Linked DNA regions of Mus musculus: region 1 is linked to region 2. The links are chromatin loops, found by intact Hi-C in ENCODE. Cell type or tissue: left cerebral cortex. All regions are shown on one strand. Each heading gives the region's core, and the rest is flanking DNA. Links, peaks and the distances in the headings are about the cores only. Region 1 has its middle 140 kb from the start of Gm36899. Region 2 has its middle 58 kb from the start of Gm36899.

Region 1 (7,945 bases), core at 2,170-4,669, 84 kb after region 2:
TCATCAATTAGAGAAGAGTCCCTCATGGGGAGTAGACAGGTCGGTTCTTAAGCTCTGAATTCAGCCTTCTATCCACCTGGAGTTCTTGTCCCGCCTAGGACAATGTGTGGAATGTGCCCCTCCATAATCCTATCTTCCTTCCCACTGTTGGTGCTCATAGCAGGACCAAAGCTGGCAGGTGCAGAAGTTGTCCTTGGCGCCGTCCGTGGGTGATCCTGCTCTTGTGCTCTTTGGTCTCTTTGGTGTTCATGATGAATGTGAGGATAGGAAGGTGCAAGAAGGAGATTCTTGTTACAGAGTCCTTCTCTGAGGCCTCCAGGGCACAAAGGGCTTTTATGAGAAGGGACAGAGGGAGGATATGGAGATATTGGTTAGGAGGCAGAGGCCTTTGTTATTTAGTCTGCTGTCTCTTTTCTTTTTTCTCTGTCCAAACACAACAGAGTCATGGGCCTCCTGCACCTAATTAGCTAAAGACTATGGACAGAGAACAGCAGATATAGTGGGTTCTGGGAATCTCAAGGAAGTTTTACCAGTTTACATCTCCACCATTTGGGTAGACCCTTTAGAACTTAGACTGTCTAGTGAGTGGGAGGAAGATGAAGGATAAGGGGGGAGGAGACAGACAGACAGACAAAGATCTGCCAAGTAAAATGTCCCCAAAGAGCTGCCCCATCACAAAATGGTGTATTCCTGTCTGGCCATCTAGAATTACCTATCATTTTCTCTCTCTAAAGGAGATTTTAGTTGTATTCATGTGTGCATATGTGTGTGACCACGTGTGAATAAGTGCAGGAGCATGCTCTGTAAAGGCCAGAGAAAATGTTGGATCTCCTGGAGTTGGAGCTACAGACCATACTGAGCCACCTGATATGGGTGCTGGGAACTGAACTCTGGTCCTCTCTGCACGAGCAACAAGCACTCATGACTACTGAGCCATATCTCCAACCCCTAACTGTGTATTTCTTGGTTTAATATTTGCTCCACTAAACAAAGTACAGTAGTAGACCAGCACTGTGCTGTATGGAGAACAGAAACAGGCTTCACTCAGACCCTTAGTATGCTACCAAGAGGATTTAGCATATCCATATACTCAGAAAGATTAAAAAAATATATAACAAGCAACAGGATTTTTTAGTACAGTGTACTACATAATTGAAGTGAATCCTGATGTCTGTTTTCATACTATACAATTTCTTTTGCAGAGTTACGTTGTATTACAAATACAGAAACCATCTTCTTAAAAGGGAATGCAAGAAATAAGTAACAGCTAATGAATTGATATAAAAAAAAAAAACAGTACTTGCAAATAGAGTTTGATTCTTTCCCCAGCCATGACTCATTTTGCGCGAGCGTCTTGGCTTCTCCATCCTTAAAAGACTAATACAATTTGTCTTTAATTAAAGTCTCAATTATTTTTTTAAAGCTCTGGGGAAGATGGGTGCAATGGAAAAATGAACTAACTGAGCCTATGACTTAGCTTGTGCTGGGAATTTTATAGGCAGTTCACAAAGGCTTTTACTTGTCCCCCTAAGTGATAGGCAAAATGTATTTGAAGCCGAACAACTTAGACTGGAAAGGCACACAGTACCTGTCCCCAAAGTAATGATCACATCAGGACACACCCGTTGGGATTGAATGCTCCCATTTAAAGTCTGCCCAACCATCACAGCCTATGTCTGTTTTGGCTTTGGCAGAATGTTGATAACAAGCATCTGCAAGAACCTTGTTTAATTGAGCAGGAAATTACTGTTTTCTTTACCAAGGTGTTGTAAGTAAAGACATACCTGTGTAGACAGGATTTATGGTTTAAGTCCCGTGTGAAGAAATGAAGGTAAATTAGCAAAAATTAATCCCCAGGTGAAATCACAGCTCTGGAACTCATTTTTCCAATGGAATTTGACTGTGTTTTTGGAGCCTGTTAGATTGAGAGGTAATCTCTTGGGCACACAGGGACTTCCTTAAGCACATGAAGTGTGTGTGTGTGTGTGTGTGTGTGTGTGTGTGTGTGAGAGAGAGAGAGAGAGAGAGAGAGAGAGAGAGAGAGAGAGAGAGAGAGTGCGTGTCAGCTAAAGGCTGATGAACACCTTCCCGTGTAGACCTCATCTTATTTCTTGAGACAATGTCTCTCGACGAATCTGGAGCTCAGTGTTCTAGTTAAACTGGATAATGAACGAGCTTCCGGGTTCTGCCTTCCTCCCTTTCTACAGTGCTAGGGCTACAGCCTCTGCTGCCATGAGATCTGAACTCAGGGCTTCTTACTTATATAGTATGCACTTTTCTGACTCAGCCACCTCCTTAGCTCCTGTGTTTATATGTTTTTTGAATGTAGTATTTTACTAAGTATTTTACTAAGTACCCTGGCTAGCTTTGAACCTGTGAACCATTCACCCCAGCCTCCTGTGTGCTGAGATTTCAGGCATGTATGTGGCACCATGCCTACCTTTGAAAATATTTTGACCTCTAGATCCATAGATTTCAAGTATCCCATTGATTCCAGGAAAGAAAAGGAGTCCGTTTCTCTTTCCAGGATGCCTTTTCGAGTAGCCCGCCTCCTGTCCTTTGGATTAGAAGTTTATCTTTGATACCTCCTACCCATCCCTGAGTTCCCGTATTATTTTTCTGAGTTGATTTGGCATTCTGGACCACCGTGGACACTCCTCCACTCGAGCCTCTTCCTGGAGGGCCTGTCTCCGTGTTGACTGATTAAATGAAGAAAGGAAAGAGAAGAGTCACCAGCACTCTAGGCTTGCCACTGTGTGGGTGGTGATTCTTGGATTCCAAGCAAATGAAGCTAGCTCAGGGATGCTCTTGTTTGTGCATGACTAACTCCCTTCCGTCACCCAGAGGCTGAGCGTGGGGCACATCAGGAAGGACTGTGGTTCCACTCGGCCAGTGTGTTTTGGCTCTGTTGGATTCTTGTAGTTGCTGCAGTGATGTGGGCAGGCAGGGAGGAGAGATGAAGAACTCAAAGTAATTTTTCAACAATAAGAGACTGTGTTCCTTAAGGCTCTCTTCTCTTCCCTTCCCTTTAAAAGAAAAATACTGCTTTGGCAAACCTGTCCTTATTCACTGAGAACAGAGAAACATTATCACTTAGCAATGATGCTCAAACACTATCCTGGTTTTCTGTGCCTCTAGGTGGAAAGCTGTCTTGGCACTAAGCTCAGAGCATCTGGTTTTCTGAGGAAGACACAGCTTAAAAGTGTCCAAGTCGCGGGAAGTGGTTAGGCTAGCCTGCCCTATCACGAGGTGGGGTAGGATATTCTGGTAAAAGGAGGGCTAGGCTCTCCACATAATAATCAAAAAGGATTTGATGAGGGCTGGAGGGGAGGGTGGAATTCTTCAAAGCCGTACTGTTGACTTGAGAAAGGAGATTAAGGTTAAAATTAAAAAGCAACAAAAGGAACTTGGTTTCCCAAGCAAAGGAAGGGTAAGGTGTAATTTCTTCCCAGGAAAATCTCAAATTAGCTACACAAGATGGCTGATTTACGTCACAATGCTGTGTTTATGTCATTCCAATTCTTAAAATACTGAGATCAACTGTTTTTTATTATTTTTATTTTTTTAGAGTTTAGTTGTTGCCCCCCCCACCCCAGTCTGCACACCCACAATTCCTCATCCCATTCCTCCTCCCCTACCCCCGTCCATCACCAGTCCTCCCCACTCCCTGGGCCCTCAAGTCTCATGAGGGTTAGGCGCATCTTCTCCCACTGAGGCCAGACTAGGCCGTATATATGTGTGTGTGTGTGTGTGGGGGGGTGCGGCTCGGACCAGCTCGTGTATTGAGATCAACTTTTATGAGAAGAGAAGGAGTTTATTTAAAATTGTTGTTCTCCAACATTACACAGAAGCAGAAGTTGTACAACTATGTGAGAAATGTCTTCTCCCTGCGAAAGCATGAACCCATTAATATCCATGGGTGGAAGCTGGGCATGGTGGTGTTCACCTAACAAGACCTCATCTCAAAAAAATAAATAAAAAAAGAAATCTACTGGTGCCCAAAGCTTGCTCAACTTACAAGCCTACCCTATATCATCAGTTCCTTCAGCCTCAGACCCAAGAGACATCGTGATTATTCAACTGTTTATACTCACCAGCACCATCAATTCCTCCTCTGCCTCCTCCTCCTTCTTTTTGTATGTACGCATGTGCATGGTCAGGTGTGTGCAGGAACACCTCTGTGTAGAGAACAATGGACAACTTTGGGCACCATTTCTCAGGAGCTGTCCCTTTTTATTTTTTAAAGACAAGCTCTCTCTCTGGCCTGGGAGTACACAAAGTTATCCAGTATGGCTGGCCCAACCTGCCCCATGGATCCTCCTGTCTCCCTCTTCTCAGTACCTGAGATGTCAAGTACCATTGTGCCTGGTGCTGTTACGTGGGTCCTGGTGATCCAACCCAGGCCCTTGTGCTTTCAGAGCAAACATTTGACTGACATAGTGAGCCTTCTCTTTGGCCCCTGTCTACATTTACTTTCTAAAAATTTTTACAGACAGTTTTTATGTCATGTTGTAGGTGTCCAGAGCTCCAGAGGACAAAGACATCCCAAGAGTCATAGCTCATTAGTAGCACAGCCAAGATCTGTGCAGGGGGTTGGAGCATGGCTGAGATCTGACCAGAGGCTTAGAGGCCACCTGAACTCAAGTTCTTACCCCGTTGAGTATGGTGTCTCTCACGAACAAAGTACTATTTGAAGCACTGAACATGTAATAGGAATATCATTCTATTTTGGAAGACCTAAATATGAAACAACAGACCTTTGACAATAACATTAATATCCAACAAGTCACATTGTGTTATAGCTTACATAAGTATACTAGGCCACACCATCCTACAGTTAATAATATAGTATGTCACAGTTAATAACATAGCACATCACAGTGTCTTTTATGTATAATGATACAGTAAACTACAGTATGTCCTGATTCATACATCCCTTATGCATACCTTATACTTATACATACCTAGACTTTACAAGCCTACCCAAGTGAGTTCCAAGCTATTTCTATTTTTAAAAAATAATTTTATTCATTTACATTGCAAATGATATCCCCCTTCCTGATTACCCCTCCAAAACCCCTTTATCCTATTCCACCTCTTCTCCTGCCTCTATGAGGGTGTTCCTCCACCCACTCACACACTCCAGCCTCAACACTCTAGCATCCCCCTTCTCTGGGACATTAAATTTCCATTGGACCAAGGGCCTCTTCTCCCATTGATGTCAGATAAGGCCATTCTTTGCTACATATGTAGCTGGAGCCATGGGCCCATCCATGTATACTCTTTGGTTGGTGGTTTAGTCCCTGGGAGCTCTGGGTGGTCCAGTTAGTTGATATTGTTCTTCCTATGGGATAGCAATTCCCTTCAGCTCCTTCAGTCCTTCCCCTAGCTCTTCCCTTGGGGTCCCTGGGCTTAGTCCAATGGTTGGCTATAAGTATCTGCACCTGTATTGGTCAGGAGCTGGTAGAACCACGGTGTTTTTCCTTCTAGAATACTTTAAAACAGACTTTCTTAAGACCCATTGTATTTGAACAACTTAGACCTTTGTGTGTTCCATGAACATAGGAAATCACTACTTGTTTGTGCAGGGGAAGTGGGCAAGAGAGGTTGTTAGGGTCTCACTCACTATTTTTCTTCTTTTCTTTCCTAGTACAGTTTGACCCAAATGAAAGCCAGGACATGGAGCTGATAGCCATGAGGAAGCCACAGAGCACCTGTCAGAGGACTCCATTACTTCATCGTGTGTTTCACAGTGTCCTGGAGAGGCAGGCATGTACTGCCTGAGAATGGCGGCATATACCTGTAATCCCAGTGCTCAGGAAGCTGAGCCAGGGATCTGCATCTGTGCCCAGCCTGGGACACATAGAGAAATCATGTCTCAAAAAGCCTGTCCTAGAAATCCATTGAAGAAAGCACTGCAGAGTGTTTTGGTTTCTCCTTAAGACAAGGTCTCATTTAGTGCATCTACCCTTAGACGCCTGACTTCATCTCCTGAGTGCTGGGATTACAGTTGTACACTGCCAGGTTGAGTTCTGTAGTGCTTTGCTATGTGAAAAATGGCTAGTGTGCCATTAAAACCATGTGGCTCAGGGTTAGCAGTTTGGCTCAGCCAGTAAAGGTGATTGCTGTCAACCCTGATGACCTGAGTTTGATCCCCCACTTTGGAAATAGATTAACCAGTTCCTAAAAGTTGTTCCCCGACCTCCACAGATGCACCAAAGCACAAGAATCCTCCCAGAAATGGAAGTAACAATCGAAAAATAACCACAATGGCAAATAATAAAATCATGTATTGGAAAGAGGTTCATTTGTTGATATATGTAACACTCCGTTGTCAAATGCTTAGAGAGACCCTACTCTTGGGAAAGGGATGAAGAGCGAGGACAGATTCCCCAGGCTGTCAGAGCAGGGCTTTGCCAGGACTTCTGTGACACAGATGAAGATTCGTGCATAAACAGGTCCGGGGATTAGAAGTCTGATATGAAAAGTGTCAGCAGATTTGTCTCTTCCTAGACTTGGCTTGTAGGCAACTGCTTTCTTGCTTTATCAACCTGTGCAGGGCTCTGTCACCATTTCCTCTTTGTACAAGAGTACCAGTCAGATTATATTAGACAGGGAAGTTAACCTCTAGAAAGATGCTGTCTCCGTCTCTGACCACGTTCCGGGGTACTGAGGCTTAGAACTTGAGCAGATGAATATTGGAGGAGAACCAGTCAGTCCTTTGCAAGTCAAGGAATCAGTGCTCCCTAGACTCGGGCTGGTGACAACGCTGTCACTCATAGCAGGTCTGGGCAAGATCTCCCTGAGTTCACTTGCCCCAGTCTAGCAATAGAAAACCTCAGGTCTTCATACACTGTCTGGAAACCCAGTCATTTCTTGGATCTTCCTAACCCACTCACCACAAAAGTCTGATGTCTGCATTCAGTAAAATCTACTTTGAGGAAGATATAGAAAGAAAAGCCCAGTTGTGTACGGTACTGTGTACCCATAATGGAAGCTTTTGGGGGGATGAGAAAGAAGGGTTGTCCATTAGCAGAACCCTGTCTCAAAACAAAGCAACAAGCAAACAAAACAAAACAGGAAACAAACAAACAAACAAACAAACAAACAAAAAACAACCAAAAAGAAATGAAACCAAAACACAAAACAAGTCTAAAACCAAACAAACCACAACCCCACAAGAAGCACAAACACTAAAGTACGTCCTGACAAATGAAGGGAAAGACACACGGTCAAAGATGAAACTCGTCTTCATGAGACACACAGTTCAGAAGATAAGTTTTAAGGACCTTCAAAACCAACCAGAGCTCCCAGCACATGAAGAAGAACCAATTAGAAGAATGCTCAAGGCACAGGGAAGGAAATGGAGCAGATTTCTGGGGTGGGGGTGGTGGGGGTGGTGGGGGTGGTAAGTGACTGTCCTAGAGTGATTCCTCGGGACTGAGAAATGAGCAAGAGTGGATTAAGCATCCTGGGATAGGTGGGGATAGCCTAGATGGAAGCTGAGACAGGTTAGGGAGGACAGAATCTGCTCAGGGGATCAGGAGGACTTGCTTTAGATGTGGAATGAGGGGCTCAAGGAAGACATGTGGGACCAAGACAGGTTGGCCAAGAGCACTAGATTTTGATGGGCAAGGAGAATTCTTTCATTTAAAAAAAAAAAAAAAAACGTACGTGTATACGTATGTGCTTTTGTAAATCTGTGTGTACCAAGCTCATGCAATGGAGGCCAGAAGGAGGCACTGGACCATCTGGAACTGGAGTTACAGTTGTTTGGGAGCTGGAATATACGCTGGAAAACTCAACTGAGGTCCTCTGCAGGAGCAATAGCTGCTCCTAACCACTGAGCTGTCTCTATAGCCCAAGGATAGTGCTTGAGAAACTGAAGAAGGGGTACTCATGGAAATATGAAGCGTACATAGAGAGGTTGAGAGGAGCTAGGAGT
Region 2 (7,945 bases), core at 1,946-4,445:
TTAAAGGCGTGCGCCACCAGGCCCAGCATCTCATTTTCTTCTACCTTTTCTCTTCTTGGATGTGGCCTTCACTCTCCATTTCCCAAGAAAACTGTTAGTTGCTTGGTATGTCCCCATGTAACCATTGCATGTCCATAAGACTATGCATATGGGCATGAGTAAACCACATATACACATATTGTAGAAACATTACAACACACATACATGTAACTACATTAAATTTTATCTCACTCACAAAGATGGGCTTAGTATACCTATATTCTGCATCTTCTCTTTTTAAAAGGCACTTTTATTTTATTTTATGTGTATGAGTGTATCGCCAGTATGTATATCTGCACCATGTGCGTGCCCAGTGCCTGAGGATGTCGGATCTCCTAGGACTGGAGCTAAGATGTTTGTGAGGTGTCATGTGGGCACTGGGAATTGAATCCAAGTCCTCTGAAAAGTCAGCCAGTGCTCATGACTATGGAGTCATCTCTCCAGCCACCTCTTAGCTTTTGTACCCACAACCATCTCTTGGAAGCCTTCCAGTTCAGTGGCCTGACTCCTGTTCACCACAAATGGCTTTAATAGTCTACAGTGTAGGTGTGTTATAGCTCACTTATCACTCTGATGATCTTGAAACATTCGTTTTTTCTTGATTCTATGATATGGTGGTTATCTGGCCACTATCATGATATAAACATGCTAGCATTTCAATGTGCGTGTGCAGTGATGGTGGTGGTGGCGCAATGTGTATGTGGAGGTCAGTTCCTGCTGGAACTGGGGCTCTTTTTTTTTTATCATGTGAATTCTGGGGATTTAACTCATGTTACCAGGCTTGGTAGCAAGAGTGTATACCCACTGAGCCACCTTGCTGACTCATTAGATTCTATTGTATGGATGTGAGAGTGTGTGTGTGTGTGTGTGTGTGTGCGCGCATGCTTGTCTGCCTCTGTTAAGCTCCGCTCTATTTCTCTACTCCTAAATAGTCCAGGCTCCCTGTCTAGGGGATGGTGCTGCCCACCGTGGACTGGGTCTTCCTACATTAATTATCTTAATTAAGAAAATCCCTTCACTTCTGAGACATACCTACAGACCAACCAGATCTAGGCTATAGCCGTCCAATGGCCTTGGGAGAACTGGGTTTACCTGAAAGGGGGGGCTGGAAATGAAAAGGATGGGTGTGCGAAAGAAGAATGAAGCCAAGACAATTGTTCTGATCAAGGCTTCAAGTTTAATATTCAGCACTGCGTTTATATAGGGAGAGCCCAGATACCCATCCTTTGTTTCAGTTGGGTTATGTTGCAAAGCAAGTTCAGTGGGAAGTCTATTCTTCTAAGTTCCTGTAGGAAGTTGCACAAGCAACGAAGGTGGATCACCTGGTTGTTAAGGTCCAAGGAGGCAAATGCTCAAGGTCTATTCAGCCTGCTCAAGGCTGGAAAAAGCTGGCTCAGGAAAAATCTGGGAACGGCCCACGATGCTATCCGTCAGTGAGACTCTCTTCCCTGGTTACTCTAGGTCGTGTTTAGTCAACACTAAGATATCCACATTGGGCCTTCCAAGTGCTGGGACTCCTGGTATTAGCTGCAAACGATCCTTTGTTTTAGGGCTGATGCTTTTTGTTTAATGTGAATGGTACATGATGGTATCCTAGGTGATTCCTCAACAAATCCTTCAGAGTTTCTACTCAACGCAGTATAAGCGTCACATTAGTGGCTCGTTATGAAAGTCTTTATTAGAACCTATATTATTTTCCATGAACTTTTAAAAATGGACCAAAATCAGGAATGTTAGAGAAATCTATTTGAAATAATCAATTTGAAATAGTCTATTTGTTGGAAGATAGAATTAATCTTTTTATGATATTTATTATTATTATTATTATCATTTTATGATATTATTAAGCTTTTCACAGAAGTGCTTGCACCTTGTGTTTTGCAGTACCATATATATATTCTATATCTAAATTGTAGATGTTAACAAAATAACATTAGCATCTTATCAGATTCCCCACATTTTCTCAAACAATAAGCTTATACCTCAAAGACAGGAGCTCCAGACTACCAACCATTATTTGAGATGTCTCCTGATTATATATGGTAAGTGCAAAATTTAAAAACAATACGTGTAATATACATGCATATATGTATGTGCACATATTTAAATTCCTACTTAATTTTTTTTAACCTTTCGGGATTTTTAAACAGTGTTGGCTGAGTATGGATACAATCATATTCCCCTACTCTAGTACTGGTGACTGAAGTTGGGGCCTTGAGTGAGCCAGGTAAATGTTCTACCACTGAGACATGTCCCGCAGCCTAAACTTTAGTTTTCCAACTATTTTCCACCATGCTAGCCAAATGTGAGGAAAGCCCACGGTGCTCAACTGAGCAAATCTGATAAGATTACAAATCATTTCCTTGCATTTTAACCACAGTCAGAAGATGCTGTTAACTTCTCATATTTTCTTTAATGGCTGACTGTGACTCTCGTTACAAACAAATCTATGAGACACACACGCATCCACTGTCATAGACAGCTAGAAACAGATAAATAATAAGACCTTTTCCCTCGAGCTTATCTTAAAACCAGGTACGAGGGCAAAGAGGCTTGTTAATGTTGAAGACGTGTCTTCAGCCATGGGGGCAATGTGTCGAGTGTGAGGGTCAGAACTGCTAGTTTTAAAAGAAAAATCGACTTGCTTTTAAGCAGGAAGTAAAATCGGAAATCCCGCGAGACGGTCCAGCGCTGCCTGTGCTGTCATTCAGCTCCGGATGGAAACCTTACCATCCTTAACACACTGCCAAGAGACTTACAAGTCTCAGAAGCCCTGGCAAGGCTAACGGTGTGGAGAGAGGCGCACAGCCCGTAGCAATTACAGGGCTGAGTCACCTCCTTTGCTCTCGGAATGTTTTTCTACTCATGGAATCTCATCTCCAAGGACGGCGAGGAAGGTGAAGCCCAGACAGCTGTGGTGAGAGGTTTGGTGTGAGCGAACACACTCCGCCACCCACTCATCCCTAGCCAGTGTGGGCTGAGTTCCGGCTGGCTCTCCCTCACCTCCGGCTGACTCACCCAGGGGATTGCGAGTCACAGCCCCGGTCTCTGCACTATTTGTCTCGCAGGCAGAGCCAGCCCCCTGCCTCACCAGTTTCCCCACTGGGAAAACTCCAGAGGCTTCCTGGGGTCTCCTAGGGCTGGAAGGAGAGAGCTTCCTGGCTACTGCTACTTTTTCCTAGGCTTGGTTGATGATGGCATCAAGACCCAGGGAGACATGTCTTGTGGTCAAGTCCAAATGGATATAGACTTCCTGTTTGTTGGATGTGTTCTCTCTGCCCCGCTAGGTCCATTCCTCTGATAGTCTGTGACTGTCCTGTCAAGGGGCCGTACCTTCTGAATCTTGGAGTTCTGGTCAAGCAAATTCTCGTTGACAGGGAGTAGCCACTTACTACTGCTCGGCTTTCAAGGTGATGGTCCTCACTCAGCTCATACAGGTATCTCCTCCAAAGGCTACTGTGAATGGTATGACAAGGTCAGAAACTTCATTCACTACCATCTTAAAAATGACTCCTGTGGGAAATCGTTAGATTAGAGTATGTATTGAGGGTAGAGATCTGGGATCAAATCCTGGTAGCCCTGGAAGGAATAGGAGAGAGACCACATAGATACATGCACTTTCTTATAAAAAATTACTATTATTATTTTGTTGTTGTTGTTATAGAGTGTGTGTATATCATAATATATATGTAGAGGCCAGATAACAACTTTCTGGACCTTGCTCTCTCCCTTTACTTTTGAACCCAGGTCTTGAGATAAAGTGCCTTTGTCTATTAAGCCGTCCTGCTTGCCTGACGTGCTCATTCTTTTTTTAAATATTTTTTATTAGGTATCTTCCTCATTTACATTTCCAATGCTCATTCTTATTATGAGATAACGTAGCCCACGGGGGACCCTTGCCAGAGTCTGTGCCATTATTTCTGGGTTCCCAAATTATGAGCTAAATAAACCTGTTTTCTTTGTAAGTAGCCTTCCTCAGGTATTTCATCATTGTAGTGAAGAATGGATTAACACACCTATCTTAAGAGGACTATGCCCATCAGTCACGGCAGGACTTTTGTTGTGTAAGATGACAGCATTTCCTCTAGCCATGAGGCCCTGGCCTGCCACCCTGTTGTTTGCCACTGCTTGGGTGCCTGCGAAGGAATGAAGGAGACAAGTGGGAGGTGTCACTTATCTAGGTCACCGCTCCTTCTGTGGCTCTCCTGTCCCAAACCACCATCAGCTTTCAGGACCCAAGCCCTACTGTGTGCACATCAAGGGCATTTAGAAGACGGTTGTGTCTCTCACTATTGTCAGTGTGAAGCTTCTTGACTGAGAGGTGTCCCACGGAAGGAAAATATTGTTGCTGGTGCCTCTGGATCCTGGAGACTTGCAGCTGTGTTCGCCGCTTCACTCCTGTGAGCCCCCTTTGTCTCACGATGTTTGCATTACCCCGGTGAGGGAAGGCTAATTTCTAATTCTAGATGATGTCAAAATGAGGCAACTCCAGGATTTATTTCTATATAAATAAACTCTGAATTGACAAAATGTCTTTCTGCTGTATTTTCTTTTTCTTTAGTTTAAATAAAGAAGAGCTAGGGGTGGCAGTGCACATCTATAGTCCCAGTGCTCAGGAGATGAGGCAGGAGGATTAGGTATTTAAGGGTAGTACTGACGGCTTAGTGAGTTTGAGGCCAGCCTGAGGTGCCTGAGACCCTCTCTCACGCCAAAGCAAACCGAAAAGGCAAAAAAAAAAAAATCAGAAAGTAAGCAGCATTTGTAGATATGCCAAGTCTGTGAGTATCCTGAGCCAGGATGATACCACTAAACTTCATCGTAGTCCCCCACGGAGTTTCTAGGAACATTGAGAAATGTATCTCCACCAATGTTTTCTAAATGGTAATTGTGGGCTGATGAAGCCTGATATCCCGAGGTCAGCCCCTGGAACTCATGGTAGGAGTAAGCTGATTCCTGCACGTTCTCACCTGATCTCCCTATGTGCACACCCCCCCCCCCACACGAATGCACACACACACACACACACACACACACACACACACACACACACACACACACACACACAAAGAAACAAAACAAAACTTAAAAGTTAGACATAGCCAGGGGTTGCAGGCTTGGCCTGAAATCCATCTACTTGGAAGATAATGGCAAGAAGATTATAAATTCAATGCCAACCTGGACTACAGATTAGGTTTAAGACAAGTCTGAGCAATTTAAGTGAGACACTGTGTCAAACAAGTAAAAGGAGGTCTGGGGATACAGTTCAGTGGTTCAGTGCTTGCCTAGCTATGTTAGAGCCTGGGTTTGAACTCTAACACTATAGTGAAAGGAAGGAAGGTAGATGTTGTCCTTGTTTCCTTATGCAGTGGTAGATGCTGGCACTGGAGGGGCTATGACAACATTTTTTTCCTTTTTTCCCCCTTTTTTGTAAAATTTATTTTTTAATTAGGTATTTTCTTTATTTACATTTCCAATACTACCCCAAATGTCCCCCAGATACCCCATCACTCCCCTAACCACCCACTCCCACTTCTTGGCCCTGGTGTTCCCCTGTACTGAGGCATAAAAAGTTTGTTAGACTAAGGGTTCTCTCTTCCCAATGATGGCCAACTAGGCCACTTCTGACACATATGCAGCTAGAGACACGAGCTCAGGAGGTACTGGTTAGTTCATATTGTTGTTCCACCTATAGGGTTGCAGATCCCTTTAGCTCCTTGGTTACTTTCTCTAGCTCCTCCATTGGGGGCCCTGTGATCCATCCAATGGCTGACTGTGAGCATCCACTTCTGTGTTTGCCAGGCACCGGCATAGCCTCACAGGAGACAGCTATATCATGGTCCTTTCAGCAAAATTTTGGTGTATGCAATGGTGTCAGCGTTTGGAGGCTGATTATGGGATGGATCCCCAGGTATGGCAGTCTCTAGATGGTCCATCCTTTCGTCTCAGCTCCAAACTTTGTCTCTGCAACTCCTTCCATGGGTGTTTTGTTCCCAATCCTAAGAAGGGGCAAAGTGTCCACACGTTGGTCTTTGTTATTCTTGAATTTCATGTGTTTTGCAAATTGTATCTTGTATCTTGGGTACTCTAAGTTTCTGAACTAATATCCACTTATCAGTGAGTATATATCATGTAAGTTCTTTTGTGATTGGGTTACCTCACTCAGAATGATGCCCTCCAAGTCCATCCACTTGCCTAGGAATTTCATAAATTCATTCTTTTTAATAGCTGAGTAGTACTCTATTGTGTAAATGTACCACATTTTCTGTATCCATTCCTCTGTTGAGGGACATCTGGGATCTTTCCAGCTTCAGGCTATTATAAATAAGGCTGCTATGAACATAATGGAGCATGTGTCCTTCTTACTGGTTGGAACATCTGGATATATACCCAGGAGAGATATTGCGGCATCCTCCCGTAGTACTATGTCCAATTTTCTGAGGAACCACCAGAATGATTTCCAGAGTGGTTGTACAAGCTTGCAATCCCACCAGCAGTGGAGGAGTGTTCCTCTTTCTCCACATCCTCGCCAGCATCTGCTGTCACATGAATTTTTTATCTTAGCCATTCTGACTTGTGTGAGGTGGACTCTCAGGGTTGTTTTGATTTGCGCTTCTCTGATGATTAAGGATGCTGAACATTTTTTCAGGTGCTTCTCTGCCATTCGGTATTCCTCAGGTGAGAATTCTTTGTTTAGCTCTGAGACCCATTTTTTAATGGGGTTATTTGATTTTCTGGAGTCCACCTTCTTGAGTTCTTTATATATATTGGATATTAGTCCCCTATCTGATTTAGGATTGGTAAAGATCCTTTCCCAATCTGTTGGTGGCCTTTTTGTCTTATTGATGGTGTCTTTTGCCTTACAGAAACTGTAGTTTTATGAGGTCCCATTTGTCGATTCTCAATCTTACAGCACAAGCCATTGCTGTTCTATTCAGGAATTTTTCCCTTGTGCCCATATCTTCGAGGCTTTTCCCCACTTTCTCCTACATAAGTTCAGTGTCTCTGGTTTTATGTGGAGTTTCTTAGTCCACTTAGATTTGACCTTAGTACAAGGAGATAGAAATGAATCAATTCACATTCTTCTACATGATAACAACCAGTTGTGCCAGCACCATTTGTTGAAAATGCTGTCTTTTTTCCACTGGATGGTTTTAGCTCCCTTGTCAAAGATCAAGTGACCATAGGTGTGTCGGTTCATTTCTGGGTCTTCAATTTTATTCCATTGGTCTACTTTTCTGTCGCTATACCAGTACCATGCAGTTTTTATCACAATTGCTCTGTAGTACAGCTTTAGGTCAGGCATGGTGATTCCACCAGAGGTTCTTTTATCCTTGAGAAGAGTTTTTTCTATCCTAGGTTTTTTGTTATTCCAGGTGAATTTGCAGATTGCCCTTTCTAATTCATTGAAGAATTGAGTTGGAATTTTGATGGGGGTTGCATTGAATCTGTAGATTGCTTTTGGCAAGATAGCCATTTTTACTATATTGATCCTGCCAATCTATGAGTATGAGAGATCTTTTCATCTTCTGAGATCTTCTCTAATTTCTTTCTTCAGAGACTTGAAGTCCTTATCATACAGATCTTTCACTTCCTTAGTTAGAGTCATACCAAAGTATTTTATATTATTTGTGACTATTGAGAAGGGTGTTGTTTCCCTAATATCTTTCTCAGCCTGTTTATCCTTTGTGTAGAGGAAGGCCAAAGACTTGTTGGAGTTAATTTTACATCCAGCCACTTCACTGAAGCTGTTTATCAGGTTTAGGAGTTCTCTGGTGAAATTTTTAGGGTCACTTAAATATATTATCATATCATCTGCAAAAAGTGATATTTTGACTTCTTCCTTTCCAATTTGTATCCCCTTGATCTCCTTTTGTTGTCGAATTGCTCTGGCTAGGACTTCAAGTAC

What was found. Peaks named below come from ENCODE experiments on the same cell type or tissue, not always from the same donor. Only the 100,000 strongest peaks of a DNase experiment are listed, where the experiment ranks them.
Region 1: it touches region 2 in a loop (1.8-fold over the local background); 4 of 42 quality-filtered maps call a loop at or near these places.

What each region holds. Positions count from the first base shown.
Region 1 is chr15:27,317,330-27,325,274 of GRCm38, reverse strand. No RefSeq gene overlaps it. Among named protein-coding and RNA genes, the nearest start is that of Gm36899, 140 kb to the left of the region's middle. In left cerebral cortex, for the core only: no CTCF peak of the experiment used is centred there; DNase peaks (open chromatin) are centred at 2,825 and 3,153; H3K27ac peaks cover 966 bases.
Region 2 is chr15:27,400,890-27,408,834 of GRCm38, reverse strand. No RefSeq gene overlaps it. Among named protein-coding and RNA genes, the nearest start is that of Gm36899, 58 kb to the left of the region's middle. In left cerebral cortex, for the core only: no CTCF peak of the experiment used is centred there; a DNase peak (open chromatin) is centred at 2,912; H3K4me3 peaks cover 652 bases; H3K27ac peaks cover 451 bases.